Regions from separate parts of the Homo sapiens genome. Here regions 2 and 3 are each linked to region 1. The links are chromatin loops, found by intact Hi-C in ENCODE. Cell type or tissue: GM12878. All regions are shown on one strand. Links, peaks and the distances in the headings refer to the core of each region. The heading gives the core; the rest is flanking DNA.

Region 1 (5,971 bases), core at 438-5,437:
GAAACTTAGTTATTCTCCCAATTTACATTCCCTGGAGCCTGGCTCCAACTCCTTGGTATCAGCTCATGTGGATACTTTTACATCCCTATCTTTTCATTTTTTAATTTGTTTTTAATGTTAAGTTCAGTCTCCATAGAGTCTCAAAAATTGCCAGTGCCAACCATATTTCATCATGGCAGGGTATTGAGAAAAGTTTTCAATTAGCAAGTGCCTCAGATAAACTTCACTGGCTATGAAATGGCCACTGCACAAAGCTATATCCCCTTATTCTAAAAAACCTGAGTTTCTGGTTGCCCCTGCTGGAGAGGCCTGCAGCTTGAGCCTGCTTACCCCTTTGTATTTCAACTTACATTCTAGGTAACTAGAATGACTATAGCCCAACTATACTTATTTGGTTACCCTTTTTATATTATAACTACCTTTGCTAGGTGTTTGGAGCCTGAACTCCTGTGCCATCTTGACCAGATGTCATCACTTAAATAATTGTTTTGCTCTCCTGTGGCTCCGGTATACATTTTGTAAGACCCTCTTTACATAGTATGCACTCAAGCTAAACATAGTTCTGAGAAGTCTTGGTATTGCCAGTTATGAAATGACTTCACTGTATCATTTGCCTACTTTCAGTCTCATACAAGTATTAACTAGAGCACTGATGTATGAAATGTGGTATTCTGCATATACCCACATTATAGTTACTGTGATGGTTCAACTACCTTGTGATTCACCATGGCCCATAGGCTTTTTCTGCCAAAAATAGGCACAGTGCCAATCATTCTCCAATTTGAACCTCTTACTTACAAAATTAATTAGCCTTCACGTGATTCTGTCCAGTATTTTATAAATACGGTACCCCATTAATGCAGGTTATTTTGACTTCTGTTTCTAGTATTTCTCGCATACAAACATATACACTAATATGCCACCAGTTATGGATTAAAACTGATTAAACAGAATGGTTCCCAGACTGACCTCTAAAAGGTTAAATGATGACTTATCCCACACTGGAACCATATCCTTGATAATGTCTCTGTGTTACCTTCCCACCGTCTAACTGTGGTATCATGTGAGCTAACCTGTTTCCCCGGGCTGTTATTGATTATGTCATTCATAATGAAATCAATAGCATGAGAAAGTTAAGATTATGTCCCCTGCTTCCTCCAGATCCGTAAAATGTTCTTGAAAACAAATCAGGTTACACTGACACAATTCATTTTTCTATAAAGCTACCATGAATTTTTACTCAATGCCTTATGTTTGCTTGTAAATTAGTATTCTGGTGATGTATATTTTCACATAAACTTCCCTTACAATGTGACTGTATTTTATTGACTGCAAATTCTACACATATATTCACCTCGTCATCATTTTGGTGGGAACAGATAAGTAATACAAGTATAAGGTTCAGAATTAAAGAGAAAGGAGTTGCATACCTTGTACTAGTCATTCAGGTACTGAGTTTTAAGAACAACATCAACAAATAGAAAATATATCTTAAAAAAAATCAACAATATAGGAATGGGATTAATAAGAGCAACAAAGGATTATAAGAACAGTTGTTCAGATACTTATGGGCTGACCGCTTAGCAAACATGCTCACAGAAGAGGTTTAAAAAGAGTTTTTAAGGCCGGGCGCAGTGGCTCACGCCTGTAATCCCAGCACTTTGGGAGGCCGAGATGGGCGGATCACGAAGTGAGGAGATCGAGACCATCCTGGCTAACACGGTGAAACCCCGCCTCTACTAAAAATACAAAAAATTAGACAGGCGTTGTGGCAGACACCTGCAGTCCCAGCTACTCAGGAGGCTGAGGCAGGAGAATGGCGTGAACCCGGGAGGCGGAGCTTACAGTGAGCCGGGATCGCGCCACTGCACTCCAGCCTGGGGGACAGAGCGAGACTCCGTCTCAAAAAAAAAAAAAGTTTTTAAAAGAACATCTGAACTAGAGATTGCCTCCTGGTTCTCAATGATTATCATGTCCTTTAGTCTTGCTTTCTTCATCAAAATAAACGGCCTAAGCATACAATGATCTGGAAAGTAGCAATCAGAAATCTGTGCTCAATAGTCCCTGAGACCCCACTCTCCATCCCGGGCTTCTGAATGTGGCTCCTTGTATGACTCAACCACCAGAGAGGTTATGACATTCTTCATGCTTAGTTGTTCATGGTTTCTGAAACCACGGTTATTCATCATTGCTGAGAAACTGAACCAGAACAACCACCTAAGGGAGATCCTTTTTTCACCATCACATTGTCAGGTGTGATGTCAGGACCCAATCAGCCGGGGTCCAGTTCTCCTATAAGTCTTTGGTAACAGTATCCCAGACCTACGCCAGCTTGCCCCACTACCATTCTACCTGTTTTGTTTCCATTCTCAGGATTCAGAAATATAACATACACATCTCCTAAGAACGACTTTATATCCATACAGTAGAATATTATTCAGTCTTAAAAGGAAATGAAATCCTGGCCGGGCACGGTGGCTTATGCCTATAATCCCAATACTTTGGGAGGCCAAGGCAGATGGGTCACCTGTGGTCAGGAGTTCGAGACCAGCCTGGCCAACATGGTGAAACCCTGTCTCTACTAAAAATACAAAAAGTAGCTGGGCATGGTAGCAGATGGCGGTAATCCCAGCTACTAGGGAGGCTGAGGCAGGAGAATCACTTGAATTTGGGAGGCAGAGGTTGCAGTGAGCCAAGATCGGGCCACTGCATTCCACCCCGGGTGACAGAGCAAGACTTCGTCTCAAAAAAAAAAAAAAGAAAAGAAATTCTGATACATGCTGAAGGTGGAAGAACCCGTAAGACATTACACTAAGTGAATAAGCAGACAGAAGATGACAAATATCATATGATCCCATATATATGAGGTACCTAGAATAATCAAATTCATAGACAAAAAGTAAACAGTAGCCAGGAGCTAGGAGAAGGGAAGAATGAGGAGTTACTGTTTAATGGGTGCAGGTTTTCAGCACAGGATGAAAAAGTTCTGAAGATGCGTAGATAGCAGTATCAGTTGCTCAACAATGTGAATGTACTTAGTGCCATTGACCTGTACACTTAAAAATGGTTAAGATGGTAAATTTTAGGTATATTTTACTATAATGATTTGACCTGAGCAGCTCAGTCCTTCTATTCTGCCAGAAGGTGGTGATGTTTTCTTAGCCCCTGCTGTCTGCTTCAATGTCAGGCAAAAGCAATTTTGAAGAGACAGTTTTCTGGATACCTCTGGGACCTCAGGGCCTTTGAACTTGTGCTTCAGAAGACCATTCTGCCTGGGATGGTCTTCTTTCTTATACTCATGTAGCTTGCTCCCTCAACTGCCTGAAGTCTTCACTTAAATGATACTTTTTTTTTTTTAAGCATGAGACTAATAATGATGAGAGTTTAAGATAAGTTTGTTGGGCAGGCAGGGCTCTCAAGCCAAATAACTCTACACACACATACACACACACACACACAAACGCTGCTTTTTAGTTTATAAAATATTTTATGGAAATTGTCTGATTCAAATTGTCTAAATCATGTTCCTGAACTAATATTCCATGCACAAATGCCAAGATATTCAAGTGTTAAAGCTGAGTAATTAAAAAAAAAAACAAAAAACCAAAATGGGTAACTGTGGTCTTTTCCCTAATTTGAGGTGAAGAGAAAGTGCCAACAGATGAAAAATAAATATATTCACATTACTGAATACAGAAAACAAGCATATGACCATCTTGAGAGATGCAGAAAAATCTTTGGAAAAAATTCAACAACCATTCATGATAAAAACCTCTCAGCAAAGTAGGAAACTGATGGTTTCCTCAACCTGATAAGGAACATCTATGAAAAATCTATAGCTATCATTATACTTAAGTGTGAAAGACTGACCACTTTACCCCTAAAATTGGAAACAAGGTAAGGATATCTGTCCTTACTACATCTACTCAACATTTTAGGATATCCTAGCCCATTCAGTAAGGCGAGAAAATAAAAGAAAGGCATACAGACTAGAAAGGATAAGATAAAACTATTTGTAGATGGCATTTATGTATATTGATAATCCTAAGGTACTTACAAAAAATCTACTGGAATTAATAAATGAATTTAGTTAAGATCACAGGTCAATTTTTAAAACCACATTGCTATATATAGCAACAAAATTCAAAAATGAAGGAAAATATATCATTTCCAATAGACTCAAAAACATAAAATAAGAATAAATTTGTATAAATATTTATAAAATGTCAATGCTAAAAGCTACAAAACACTGCCAAAAAAACCTAAAGACCTTAACAGAGATATGCCATGTTCATGGATAAGAAGATTAATATTATTAACATGTCAATCCTCCCCAGATTAGTTGATTCAATGTAGTTCTGATCAAAATCCAACCAGGCCTTTTTCTTTTTTAAAGATATTCACAAGCTGATGCTAAAATATATATGAAAATACAAAGGGTTAGAATAGCCAATAACAAAGTTGGACGACTTACACTACCTGATTTCAAGACTTATAAATTATAGAACTCAAGACAATGAGCTTAAGAGTTCAAACCAGTCCACTTGATTTATAAGAAAGTACCAATGCAATTCAATGGAGGAAAGGAAAGTCTTTTCAACACACTGTGCTGGACTAACTGGATAACCGTATGAAAAAAAAAGGACCTTAACTCCACTTCACACCATTAACAGAAATTAACTCAGGAGAGATCACAAGCATAGCTATAAAAGGTAAGACTCTACAAGGAAAACAAAGGAGAATATGTTTGCAACCTTAGAGTAAAGAATTCTCAAGCAAAACACAAAAAGCACCAAATAGAAAAAAAATTGATAAAGTGAACTCATTAAAATTAGATTCTTCTGTTCATCATAAGAAAATGAAAAGGCAATTACAGACTGGGAGAAAATGCTTACAACACATCTATCTAACAAAAGACTTGTGCCCAGACTACCAGACCACATATATAAAGAGTGCCTACAAATGAATAACAAAAAGTCAAACTACTCAAACAAAAATGGGCAAAATACTTAAAAAGACACTCCAAAAAGAATATGTACAAATGGCCAATAGCAAACAAAAAGGTACTCAACATCATTAGTTATCAGGATAAAGCTAATTAAAATGACAATGACATACAATTTCACATCCATCAGAATGACTAAAATCAGAAAGACCAACAATACCAAATATTGGAAAAGATGTAGAGTAACGAGAACTCCTATACGCTGCTGTTTGAGGTGTAAAATGGTGTATCCCCTTGGAAAATAGTGTGGCATTTCAACATAGGCTTATCCTATGATCCAGTACTTCTACTACTAGATATTTACCTAGGAGTAATTAAAACAGGTCGGCCAAGTGCAGAGGCTCACGCCTATAATCCCAGTACTTTGGAAGGCCAAGGTGGGCGGATCACTTGAGGTCAGGAGTTCGAGATCAACCTGGTCGACATGGTGAAACCACGTCTCTCCTAAAAATACAAAAATTAGCTGAGCATGGTGGCGTGCACCTGTAATCCCAGCTACTTAGGAGGCTGAGGCAGGGGAATCACTGGAGCCTGGGAGGTGGAGGTTGCAGTGAGCCGAGAATGCGCCACTGCACTCCAGCCTGGGTGACAGAGTGAGACTCCATCTCAAAAACATAACAAAACATGTCCACAAGACTTGTATAAGGTTCAGCAAGTACTTATTAGATATAAGATTAAAAACACAAACCATAAAAGAAATCAACAACTTAGGCTTCATCAAAATTTAAAACTTTTTTTTTCTTTAAAAGGCACCATTAGGGAAAAAGTCATGGGTCTGGGGAAAATATTTTCAAACTATTTATTTGTTTTTTATTTTTTTATTTTTTGAGACAGAGTTTCGTTCTCTCTCCCAAGCTGGAGTGCAGTGGTACGATCCTGGGTCACTGCAACCTCCGCCTCCCAGGTTCAAGTAATTCTTGTGCCTCAGCCTCCTGAGTAGCTGGGATTACAGGCGCATGCCACCGC
Region 2 (5,971 bases), core at 579-5,578, 210 kb after region 1:
ACTGTAATCAGTTTTAGGGAGCTCACAGGCACCCCTTCAAGCATACCTAGACTTGTCTGGTGGGTCCATGGGCCCTAGAACAGCAGGGCTGAAGGCTACGTATCCTGGGACTTTTCCCCATCCAGACATGTGGACAATGGGATGAATGATGCTGAGGGAGTGCTGGGAGCAGGACATGGTGAGGACCAAGTCTATGCGAGCTGAGCAAAATACTCGAGCTGAGCAAAATACTCAGGCTGAGCCAAATACTCAGGCCGAAAAGGAGGGCAAGAATGCCCTAAATATAGAGTTCTTCAAATTTGGGGGTAAATAATATGCATTTATTTTTATTAATGTATAATAATAATTACTCATTTTTATGAATTTAATGCATTTATTTCATTAATAATAGCCCTTGTCTGGTGGACAGTACAATTCATTTTTAAGGAAGTGCCAACTGATAAAAAACACTGGTGAGAGGGTTGGAGAGAAGGACTCTGTTTTTAGCATTATCCAGGAAGCACCCAAATCCAGCAACTCCAATCACGTGTATGGGGGCAAAAAAGAGTTAACGTAGCAGGCCTGATGCTGCTATCCCTGTAAAGGCCTGCTATCAACCAGTAAGGCTGGCCCTTAGCTAATATCCCAGAACTTGGAATCTGGGGGTGTTCATACCATTTCCTAACTGAGAAGGGTGGTTTACTGTGCCTAACCTGTTTGCACAGACAACATGGTTTATGCTGAACATGAGCTTTTCTTTTGTGAGGATGGAATTTTGGTGTATGCTGAGCGGAGGGTAGCTAGATGACTAACCCCCAGTAGAGAACCGTGGACTTGGGTCAGGCACAGTGGCTCACACCTGTAATCCCAGTACTTTGGGAGGGTCTTGCTCTGCTGCCCAGGCTGGAGTGCAGTGGCACTATCATGGCTCACTGTAGCCTTGAACTCCTGGGATCAAGTGATTATGCCATCTCAGCCTCCTCAGTAGCTTCTGGGTCTATAGGAACATGCCACCACACCTGGCCAATTTTTGTATTTTTGGTAGAGATAGAGTTTTACCATGTTGCCCATTCTGGGAAAATATTTTTTTTTTAAAGGAATTGCAGCCATTAGAAGGCACAGCTGTTTCTAATTCTAGCTGCACAATCAATGAATCATGATCAACTAGGTATCACACTAAATTATATCATCTGACATAAATCTACCATTCAATTTGAATTAAGTAAATGAAGCAAATATATATTTCCCTACATCACTTTTAGAAGAAAAAGTTCCATTTCTCCTTAATGTAGATCTCTGTAAGGATTTTCTTACTAGATATTATAAAAGGATATATATTTTCCCCTTGAACACATTATTTTCTAGAAGGAAGGCAGAATAGATTAAAGTGCAATTAACTTGGGAATAAGATATTCTGGTTAATTTTAACATTGGGGGCAACTGAGAATTAAGCAGAAAATCTTTTACTTTTCTTTAAAAATCTTTCCAAAATACATTAGTTACTTTCCTTGCCTGCAGTAATTGCGTGAAGTAAATACAAATAAGTTTTGGTATTTCAGACTCTGAGGGAGGCTTGCCCCCATCTGAATCTCAGCAGTGACTGTGCAGTGAAATATGTACCAACCAGGACACATTCTGGAAATCTTGACTAGCTGTCCAAGCACTTTGCCTCTTTCTCCTTCCTACATGTGAAGTGAAGGAAAGAAACCCCAGTTGGACAGTGAATTCCAATTTATCAAGTTTTGCATTGCTAAAGTTTCCAATATTTCCCCAAATAAAAACAGACAACAGGCTGGGCGCGGTGGTTCACGCCTGTAATCCCAGTACTTCGGGAGGCCAAGGCTGGCGGATCCTGAGTCAGGAGATCGAGACCATCCTGGGCAACATGGTGAAACAGCGTCTCTATTAAAATACAAAAATAATTAGCTGGGTGTGGTGGCACGCACATGTAGCCCCAGCTGCTCGAGAGGCTGAGGCAGGGGAATCACTTGAACCCGGGAGGCGGAGGTTGCAGTGAGCCAAGATCGCGCCACTGCACTCCAGCCTGGTGACAGAGCAAGGCTCTGTCTCAAAACAAAAAACAAAAAACAGACAACATAAATTGAGGCCATAAATTTAAGGCAGAAGAAAATGGTCTCTACAACTTTCTCAACCCCAGTTATATTCATGTGTTGTCCTAGACCAGTTTCCTCAAATCCAAAGCCTATGATCTGTAAGAAATCCTAAATTACTGCTGTTCGTATTGTTATCACTTTTAGCTGAAGCCTCTGTTCACCTCTCTGCTCTGGAAGTATTCAACCTTTCTTGGAACAAGTGTGTTGGTGGCAACTTGAAGCTGCTTCTGGAAACACTAAAGCTTTCCATGTCTCTTCAAGTGCTGAGGCTGAGCAGCTGTTCCCTGGTGACAGAGGATGTGGCTCTCCTGGGTGTGTATCTACTTGTTCCCAAGCGGTCTTGGCAAACAGAGCAGTGGGTGCGGCCCCTGCAAAGCACCAGGTGGGGAGGTGGGGGAGGTACCAGACCTGGGGTGAAGCCCTCTGTGCAGATTCCCTTCTCACCAACATCTGCCGAGAGGTCTAATTAAAATGAGCGAAGGCAATTCTAAAACCACATGACAGTGGAAGGCATTTCCTAAAAGGATATGGATATAGATAGGTGGGGAGGTTCCTGAAAGGCAAACAGCTCTGTTCCACACCTCCGCGGTCCGTGAGTGTTCCCACTTCAGTCATCTACATCTCACCCATCCACATGGTTCCAGCACTATTGCTTAACTTTTCCTTTAAATTGACTCTTTAATTTAAATGCTTTTATTTAAACAGGAAACTGATTATCACTGTAACTGAAATACAGGTATCACTTCTCACAGATACTAGACTGCTGATGGCTTTGATTAGAGGCTCCTCTCTATTAGAAAAAGATGAGAGGGTTAAAGGCATACTGTAGTAACAATCTGACCCTTTTTCCATGTCAGTCTAGAAAGATGGAAAGATAATTGAATAAGGAATAACTTTTGCACTGTGGGATTGAGGCTACCCAAATATTCCCTAAAATCATTTTATGTGTCTGGGCACGGTGGCTCACGCCTATAATCCCAACGCTTTGGGAGGCCGAGGCTGGCGGATCACTTGAGGTCAGGAGTTCAAGACCAGCCTGACCAACATGAAGAAACCCCATCTCTACTAAAAATACAAAATTAGCAGGACATGGTGGCACATGCCTGTAATCCCAGCTACTCGGGAGGCTGAGGCAGGAGAATCACTTGAACCTGGGCGGCCGAGGTTGCAGTGAGCTGAGATCGTGCCACTGCACTCCAGCCTGGGCAGCAGGGGCGAAACTCCTTCTCAAAAAACAAAACAAAACAAAATAAAAAACTCATTCTATGTTTCCACTTTCCCATTATAAAACAATGAATCAGAGAGTACTCTCTCTGGCTCCCATCTAGCCTTGTCCCCACACTCCAATCACTATTCAGCCGGAATTCCAAAGCAATGAGCGCGCCTCCCAATGAAGGGCCAGAACAGTCACTCCAGGTAGTTGTATCTGTGTTCTCAGTGTATATATTAGTCAGTTTTGCTATGACACGGCACATGGGCCTAAAAATCATGTGTTATGCAAGAATTATTCAGTAATAACCACAGGACTTACGGTTGGAAGCACCGCACTCAAACACTTCATCAGTGGCATATTTTAAAAAACAGAAGCTATGAAAAATAGCAATACAGTTTTACATATTAAATAGTTAAGAAATGAGCAAATATTACATTTTCCCGAGAAAGACCTGAAGTTTGTAGAAGTGGCCTGTCCACACTTCCATTGGTGGAAAGAGGGTGTGTGGAGAGATGAGGGTTGTTGTCCTCATGAGGTGTGTGCATGTCTGCATTTTCTTTCTTTTTTTTTTTAGACAGAGTTTCACTCTGTCACCCAGGCTGGAATGAAGTAGCATGATCTTGGCTCACTGCAACCTCCGCCTGCCATGTTCAACAGATTCTCCTGCCTCAGCCTCCTGAGTAGCTGGGATTAGAGGCATGCCACCACGCCTGGCTAATTTTTGTATTTTTGGTAGAGACGGGGTTTCGCCCTGTTGGCCAGGCTGGTCTCAAACACCTGACCTCAGGTGATCCACCCGCCTAGGCTTCCCAAAATGCTGGGATTACAGGCGTGAGCCACCGTGCCCAGGCTGTTTATTTCTATATGCAGCTCAATTCAGCTGGGGACAGTTTTATATGTTCACCTAGTGTTTCCTGTGGACAAATTGTGTGCATAATGCAAACAAGAAATTTGCATTATACTCAGATTGTTTCCTGACATTTCAATCTCATTGAAATAAACTTGTGTTTTCAAAACAAGTGTTATAGCAAAAATGATTGTAATTAGAAGATGGGGACAAAACATTGTGATTTTAATTCGCATTTCCCTAATGACCAATGATGTCAAACATCTTTTTATGTGTGTATTTTCATTTCTTAGCTCCTTTGGTGAAATGTCTGTTCTAAATCTTTTGCCTGATTTAAAAAATTGGATTGTTTGTTTTCTTATTGATGAGTTTGGAGAGTTTTTTAGATTTTTCTGAATACAAGTAAGTCCTTTATCAGAAATATAATTTGCTATTATTTTCTCTGGGTCTGTCCCACTGGCTTTTTCATTCTCTTGATAGTGTTTTTTTGCAGATCAAAGCTTTCAGTTTTGATAAAGATTTATCAATTTGTTAATTTGATGAATAGAGTTTTTTTGTGTTGCATCTTAGAGCGTTTTGCAAATCTAAGTTCTCAAAGATTTTTTCCATATTTTTGTCTTAAAGCTTTGTATTTGCATTTTATATTTTGACCTATTACCTATTTTGAGTTAATTTTTATATAAGGTATGAGGTATGGGTAGAGGTTAATATTTTTGCATATTACTGTCCAATTATTTGAGTGCCATTAACTGAAAAGACTATCCATTCTCCATTGATTTGCCTTTATATTTTTGTGAAAAATCAATTGGCCATATTTGTGATGGCCTACTTCTGGTCTCTCAGTTCTGTTCTATTGATCTCTGTGTCTCTTATTTTACCAATATCACGCTGTCTTGATTGCTGAAACTTTATAGTAAGTCTTGAAATGAAGTAGTATAAGTATTCTTTGTTTCTTTTTCAAAATTGTTTTGGTTATTCTAGTTACTTAGCATTTCCATTTAAAGCTAGCATCAGATTGTCAATATCTATTTTAAAAATCCATCTGGAAATTTTATTGGGATTACATTGAATTTATAGATCAATTCAGGGAGAAATGACATCTTAACAATATTGAGTATTCCAATCCATGAACACAGTCTATCTCTGTATTTAAGTACTCTTTGATTTCTTTCACTGGTGTTTTCTAGTTTTTATATTTTGTTAAATTTATATCTGAGTGTTTAATTTTTGTTCTCTTATAAAAGATACTGTTTAATTTTAGATTCCCAATGTTACGTGGATATATAATTGATTTTTGTATATTGACATTTTACTGCAAACTTGCTAAACTCATCTGTTAGCTGTAGGATATTTTTGGTAGATCCTGTAGGATTTTCTATATAGATAATCATATCATCTATGATTAGAGACAGGTTTTGTTTTGTTTTTTTTTTTTTTTTTTGAGATGGAGTCTCATTCTGTCACCAGGCTGGAGTGCAGTGGCATGATCTCGGCTCACCACAACTTCCGACTCCTGGGTTCAAGCGATTCTCCTGCCTCAGCCTGCTGAGTAGCTGGGACTACAGGCATGTGCCACCACTCCCAGCTAGTTTTTGTGTTTTTAATACAGACGGGGTTTCACCATGTTGGTCAGGATAGTCTCGATCTCCTGACCTCGTGATCTGCCTGCCTCAGCCTCCCAAAGTGCTGGGATTACAGGCGTGAGCCACTGTGCCCGGCCTAGAGACAGATTTATTTCTTTATCTCTGTGTATCTTTTCTTTCTTTTTCTTGGTTATTTAGCTGGCTAGATTTCCAATAGATGTTGAATGAGATGAGA
Region 3 (5,971 bases), core at 267-5,266, 580 kb before region 1:
TCTCCTTTATTCACCATATGCAACACACCCTCAGTCATTGAAGACAGAAACATTGAACGGAGTGACACATTGCTTTTCCATGTGCAATTTGCTGTATCTTTACTGGAGAGCATTCCGAGTACTGAGGCAGAAGTTGTGAAGTCAGTTAAAATCACCAGCAATGGTTGGCAAGGAAATTTGAACAATAAAGAAGCTGAGACTCTAAACACACCCCACAAGACTGGGTCTCACATCCCTGAAGGGAGGGGAAATTAGATAGGGCAGATGGTTTTATTGCATTGAGGTATACTTTGTCCTTTAGAGTCATTTCTATCATCTATGCTAAAGACAGAAATGAAAACAGGTTCTGCAGACATGCAGCTGGTCCTGTATCACACAACGCTCCAGTGAGTTGAAGAGGGCAGATCTGCATGAAAACACAACCAAAAGAACAGGTAAAAACAGCCACAAATCACCAAATGACCAGAGGGACTGTTGTCTTTGGTTTGTGGTCTTTCTGCTTCTGTAGGATCAGCCAAAGTAGTCAGTCCTTGGAGACCAATTGGAGTCCCCTTTGTTTCTGCTTCTGTGGCTGCAGCTTGGATAGAGATGACTTGCTCAGGCTGCAAGCAAAAGCCACAACTCACAGAAGGGGCAAAGAAGAGAAAATGAATCTCTGAGATATTTTTTTTCCTTTTTTTTTCTTTTTTTGAGGTGGAGTCTCGCTCTGTCACCCAGGCTGTAGTGCAATGGCGCAGTCTCAGCTCACTGCAACCTCCACCTCCCGGATTCAAGAGATTCTCCTGCCTCAGCCTCCCAAGTGGCTGGGATTACAGGCACCCACCACCACACCCAGCTAATTTTCGTATTTTTAGTAGAGACGGGTTTCACCATGCTGGCCAGGCTGGTCTCAAACTCCTGACCTCACGATCTGCCCACCTTGGCCTCCCAAAGTGCTGGGATTACAAGAACGAGCCACCGCACCTGGCCCCTCAGAATTTTTTTTTAACTTAGTTCTTTTCAACTTAGTTTAAAGTTGAGGCTCATATACATACATTCAGCCCAAGGCACCAGCCTAATCTCTCCTGGGTAAGCATTAGGAAAAGGCACCTCAACCTCTGGGGTACACAGCTTGTTGAGCAGATTGCAGGTTGAATTTTAGGACGCAGCCATTAAACCAACATGAATATGTCTATCAATGTCTGTATTGGTCATGTCCCAGAAAAAAAATAGATGGCACATTGAAATTAGGGCAATTCAAGGACAGCATAATAAAGGGACATTTATGAAGGTGTAGGCAGAGTATGGGATAGCACAGTACTCCTAGGATGAAGGTCAGAGTGTTACAAGAACCAGGTAAGGGAGGATCACTAGGAGAGGGTCTACTTGGCAGGAGGTGTGGAGCTGTGACCTCCAGAAAGCCCCACTGGAGGCCATTCCACAGGGGAGAAGTCAAAAGAATAAACACCCCAGCCTCATCTGCTTCTTCCCTCCAAACTCCTCTGGGGCGCCTCATAGGCTGAAGTTACCTGATAAGCCAGAGGTCAAGGTATCCCATTGAAGTGGCCTATGGGGTCAGCCTAGGGCAGAGAGCAGCAGGTTGAGGGTGGAGAGTGGATCTAGGGGCACACATGGGAAATATCCAGCTCACAGTTCATGACCGGGCTGCCCCAGTGGTTTATTCTTTCTAACGTGTGTTCAGAACCACCTCCTCGGTGCTGGACCTGTTCTGGGGGCACGTTGATGTGTCCATTATGAATCCCTAGCCTCGAGAAGCTTTTTTCCAGCAGGGAAAATGGTTGTTTGGGGGCTTTGGTTTTGGCTTTTTGCCTGTGAATCTCCTGCCAGAGAATAAGTCCCCAAATTTTGGGAAATGGAACTTCTTTATTTCCAGCCATGTGGCTTCAGCTTTCACCCTAGGTGACCAGAGGGGGCTGATATTATCCCGAAGGCTCCTGACAACTTCTATTTTATGAGTGCATCCACTTTATAAAATATTAACCAGAAAAGTATTAAAATTTGCAAATGCAACAACAGACCCAGAGGGACAACGTGATGATACCATTTTTTATATATTTTTTTAAAACATGAAAAGCATTTCTGAAAGACAAAGGAAAAAAAGGTGTGTCTTTGTTCTCCTTTCAATGTAAGCAGAGTGGTATATGTTTGTTTTCTGCGGACATTGCTGATTCACCAAGGATTCAAGAATTACTAATGAGTGTTTTTCACTTCTCATTTACAAATGGAATACATTAAGAAATTACTCAGCCACACTCGGTGTGGTTTTTAATTGAAACCAACCTCTCTGTACGGATGAGTGGAATTTCTTTTTCTCTGCACACAGGGGTTGGTTGACATTTTCAGCTTCAGAGGGCCTGAAATGTGGTCAACACATTTGTTTTCACATGAACAACCCCATGTGGTCTGTTTAAATAGAGTAACCAAATTGTCTAATTTTCACAGAACTCATTTCTCTCTGCACGAGCACTTTCATTGTTCCCCACCTTCTGAGGTAGAGAAAATGCACTAGATGACACTTTTATTAGCCTAACTTCTGCCCTTTATTTTTCCCCTTTAATATCAGACCCACAGAAAATAATAAGCAAACCATAGACTAGAAAGAATTATTAACCCAAATGTGACAAGTGAAGTGTAAATATCCTCTTATTTTCAAACACTAATAAAAACTAATAAAAATCTGATACCAACAAGTAGATGGACAAAGGACATAAACCAAATGATGCATCCAGAAATCACAGTTACTGCCCAGCGTGGTGGCTCATGCCTGTAATCCCAGCGCTTTGGGAGGCTGAGGCGCACGGATCACCTGAGGTCAGATGTTTGAGACCAGCCTGGCCAACACGGTGAAACGCTGTCTCTGCTAAAAATACAAAAATTAGCCAGGAGTGGTGGTGCACACCTGTAATCCCAGCTACTCAGGAGGCTGACACAAGAGAATCACTTGAATCCAGGAGGCAGAGGTTGCAGTGAGCCGAGATTGCGCTGCTGCACTCCAGCCTGGCCTGGGCGACAGAGTGAGACTCTGTCTTGAAAAAAATAAAATAAAATAAAGAAAGAAATCACAGTTACTAAACAAACATGGGGGGAATGTTCAACTTTATTTACTCGTTCATTTATTCATTCATTTGTTAAATACTTATTAAGCACCCACTCTGTGCCAAGTACCACACAAGATCCTGAAAATATGTAGATTAGTAGAACACAAACCTCATCCACAAAGGGTTCCAATTTTAGCAAGAGAGAACTGTAAACAAGATCTATGGACTAGGCTGTTGTGTTCAGGGAATGATAAGCAATTTAAAAAGCTAAAATGGTTAAGGTAGAAAGAGTGAACTCAGCCCTAAAAGAAACAAGAACTCAAACAAGTGCCATTTTCAATGAGGAAACTGGCACATATTTTTAATGTTAATATTTAATGTTGTAGTGCTTGCTTTGGCAGAAGATATATTGAACTGGGCTGACTCTGTGGCAATTTTAGTAGTAAAATCCATGACTCTCTAATTCTATTTCTGAAGTTCCATATTAAGGGTATAATCTATCGAAAAAGCTATATGTCATAAGATGTTTATATATCATACAACATTGTTATGTATAATAGCAAATAATTGGAATCATCCTAAATGCCCAACAACCACAGAAAGATTCAATAAATTATAGCATATTCATTTGCAAGAACATTCTGCATCCATTAGAAATGCTTATATTAACGGAAAACATGAAATTAAGTATACACTAAATAATCATCATGTTTAAATATGCCCAGAAAAGAAAATCTAGAAGGAAATACATTAAAATGCTAACAGTGATTGCATGCATGTGATTTTTTTCTTTTTCTTATGTTCCAAAAAATTTTTATTATTATTATTTTTGTAGAGACAAGGTTTCTTTAAGTTGCCAAGGCTGGTCTTGAACTCCTGGCCTAAAGCAACCCTCATATCTTAGCCTCCCAAAGTGCTGGCATTACAGGCATAAGCTACTGTTTCTGGACCCCCAACATTTTTAATACGATTAGTTTTTTTAGAATAAAGTTCAACCTTGTAAAAAATGAACAGTTAACCAAAAAACTGAAATTCTACTTCATTGTTTCAGTAGCAGTTTTCTATGGGTTTGAATTCAAATTGTGGGAAAAGCAGTGTTGTCAATCATGCATGAGTTCTGGATGGCAGGCCTATCTCTCTAATCACAGTGTTAATTTTGGCCAGGTCCTTTATCTCTCTCTTTTCATTTTCAGAAAATAAGAGAGATGGCCTGAATTCTCTCAAAAGCTCTTTCTGACCCAAAAATCTATGAATCTTGACATTCTAGGAAAAAGAGTTTTTGCCTCAATTCACTGAAATCACAAACAGTGCATTGAAACACTTCTTTACATAAATCAGGCACAAAATGTCAGACGGAGAGGAGGCATAATCAGAAAATAACGTGTGTTTGTCTCATCAGATATTTTTCAGAAAAGATTAAACAGTGTCTTTTCCCACTGAATTCATAGCATCCTCTAGTTCTTGTCCTTAAAATCAATCTTTACAGAAGAGCAAGCTTTATCCATTATTTAACACATATTTCAGTCTGTTGTTATTTGGCCATGAGGAGGCGGTGGCTTAAATGTAGAATTTGGGTTTCCTATGCCAATACAAAACCTGTAACCCTAATTTACAGGGCCTCCTGCCTTTTTTATGGTCATTCACAATATAGCATGAACTGAGCCTTTACAGATGCAGTGTCTCAAACTAAACGTAATCCTGGGAAATAAGTCTATCTAATTTCTTCAGAGTAGAGGAAAGTGCAGCATTAGTAGGGTATTTCTGGGCATATGCATGCTTGGAAGCCTGGAAATATTCCATTTCATTTTCCAGTTGGAGAGATTTTAAATGTTAGATCGCTTTCTTTTCCAAAGCAAACATATCATCTCTTGGATTGACTGAGACCTGATGGGTTTCCCTTGATCAAAGAACCACTTAAGGTGACAGCCTACATGGTCACAGAGCATGAAAAACCTTACCCACATTTCCCCCTCTTTCCCTGTAGGAGGATCCCTAAGGGTTAGGTGATACCAGAACTAGGAGAGGTAGGCAGAGAGAAACTGAAAGACCTGAAAGAAAATAATTTCTCTGGATAGTTTCTCTGACCACTGAGGGATTATTTAATAGTAAAAACATACACTACAAATCATCAGAGAGCTTGACTTTCCACCAGTTGGGGATTTACTTCTGGTCATGATTGCACATCTCTGAGAAGTTACTGACTCAGTCCTGGGCTCCTTCTTTTCCCCAACTACACACTCTCCTTGAGTCTCATCCAGTCCTCGGGCTTTGAATATTGCCAGGCTGATAATATCGACCTGAGACTCCTATATCTCACTGCCACGCGGATAGTTCCATTCGGATGTCCCACAAGGCATCTCCAACTTAAATATCCAGGAGAGACCTCTTGCCTTCCTGCCTCTCACTTCTAAATGTGGAGCTTGCCTGGAAACCTGGGAGTCATGATTGGCAACTTGCTTTTCTCTCATTCTTCACAGTCCTTTCAGCCAGCAGCTCCAGCCCCCATACCCGTGATTAGTCTCCACTTCCACTGCCACCACTCAGATTCCAGCCAAGGTCTCTTCTCGTGCAGCAACACCAACGACCTTCTAATTATTCCTTCAACTTCCATTCTTGCCCTCCTCCAATCTGTCGTCCACGCAGTGGCCAAAAGTTCTTTTTAAAACACGATTTGAATTACACCATTCTCCTGCTTAAGACTTTTACCTGGCTTTGCATTGTACCTTGAATGAAATTCAGGCTCCCGCCGTGGTGTTCTGGGCCGTGCATGGTAAGACCCATGCCCTCCTCTCCACCTCGCCCAGGCCACGTTGCCTGCTGCCCCCTGCACCACAGTCCCAGTGGTCTTAGTCATCTCAAGCATACACCATGCCTCAGAGCCTTTGCTCCTGCTGGCCCCTATTTCCCCTGCTCTTTGTGTGGCTGACTCTTTC

What was found. A loop is a pair of places that touch in the nucleus more often than their neighbours do. Peaks named below come from ENCODE experiments on the same cell type or tissue, not always from the same donor. Only the 100,000 strongest peaks of a DNase experiment are listed, where the experiment ranks them.
Region 2: it touches region 1 in a loop (2.8-fold over the local background); 1 of 110 quality-filtered maps calls a loop at or near these places.
Region 3: it touches region 1 in a loop (8-fold over the local background); 1 of 110 quality-filtered maps calls a loop at or near these places.

Annotation. Positions count from the first base shown.
Region 1 is chr3:170,051,586-170,057,556 of GRCh38, reverse strand. The region is part of intron 2 of GPR160 (G protein-coupled receptor 160); the gene reads right to left. All of the region lies in intron 2 of LOC124909455 (a long non-coding RNA gene), which reads left to right. It also overlaps the pseudogene RNU4-38P. Among named protein-coding and RNA genes, the nearest start is that of GPR160, 17 kb to the right of the region's middle. RefSeq lists enhancers at 216-435, 1,247-1,746, 1,887-1,936, 1,967-2,026, 2,357-2,496. In GM12878, for the core only: a CTCF peak has its summit at 3,142 (motif pointing right); DNase peaks (open chromatin) are centred at 676 and 2,166; H3K4me3 peaks cover 1,524 bases; H3K27ac peaks cover 3,458 bases.
Region 2 is chr3:169,844,554-169,850,524 of GRCh38, reverse strand. LRRC31 (leucine rich repeat containing 31) reads left to right here. Exons shown (of 9, transcript NM_024727.4): 8 at 2,238-2,405. Among named protein-coding and RNA genes, the nearest start is that of LRRC31, 22 kb to the left of the region's middle. RefSeq lists a silencer at 3,206-3,363. In GM12878, for the core only: no CTCF peak of the experiment used is centred there; a DNase peak (open chromatin) is centred at 3,594; H3K4me3 peaks cover 429 bases; H3K27ac peaks cover 1,032 bases; H3K27me3 peaks cover 207 bases.
Region 3 is chr3:170,629,315-170,635,285 of GRCh38, reverse strand. The region is part of intron 2 of SLC7A14-AS1 (SLC7A14 antisense RNA 1); the gene reads right to left. Among named protein-coding and RNA genes, the nearest start is that of SLC7A14, 46 kb to the right of the region's middle. RefSeq lists enhancers at 562-771, 2,093-2,172, 2,233-2,282. In GM12878, for the core only: no CTCF peak of the experiment used is centred there; DNase peaks (open chromatin) are centred at 485 and 2,325.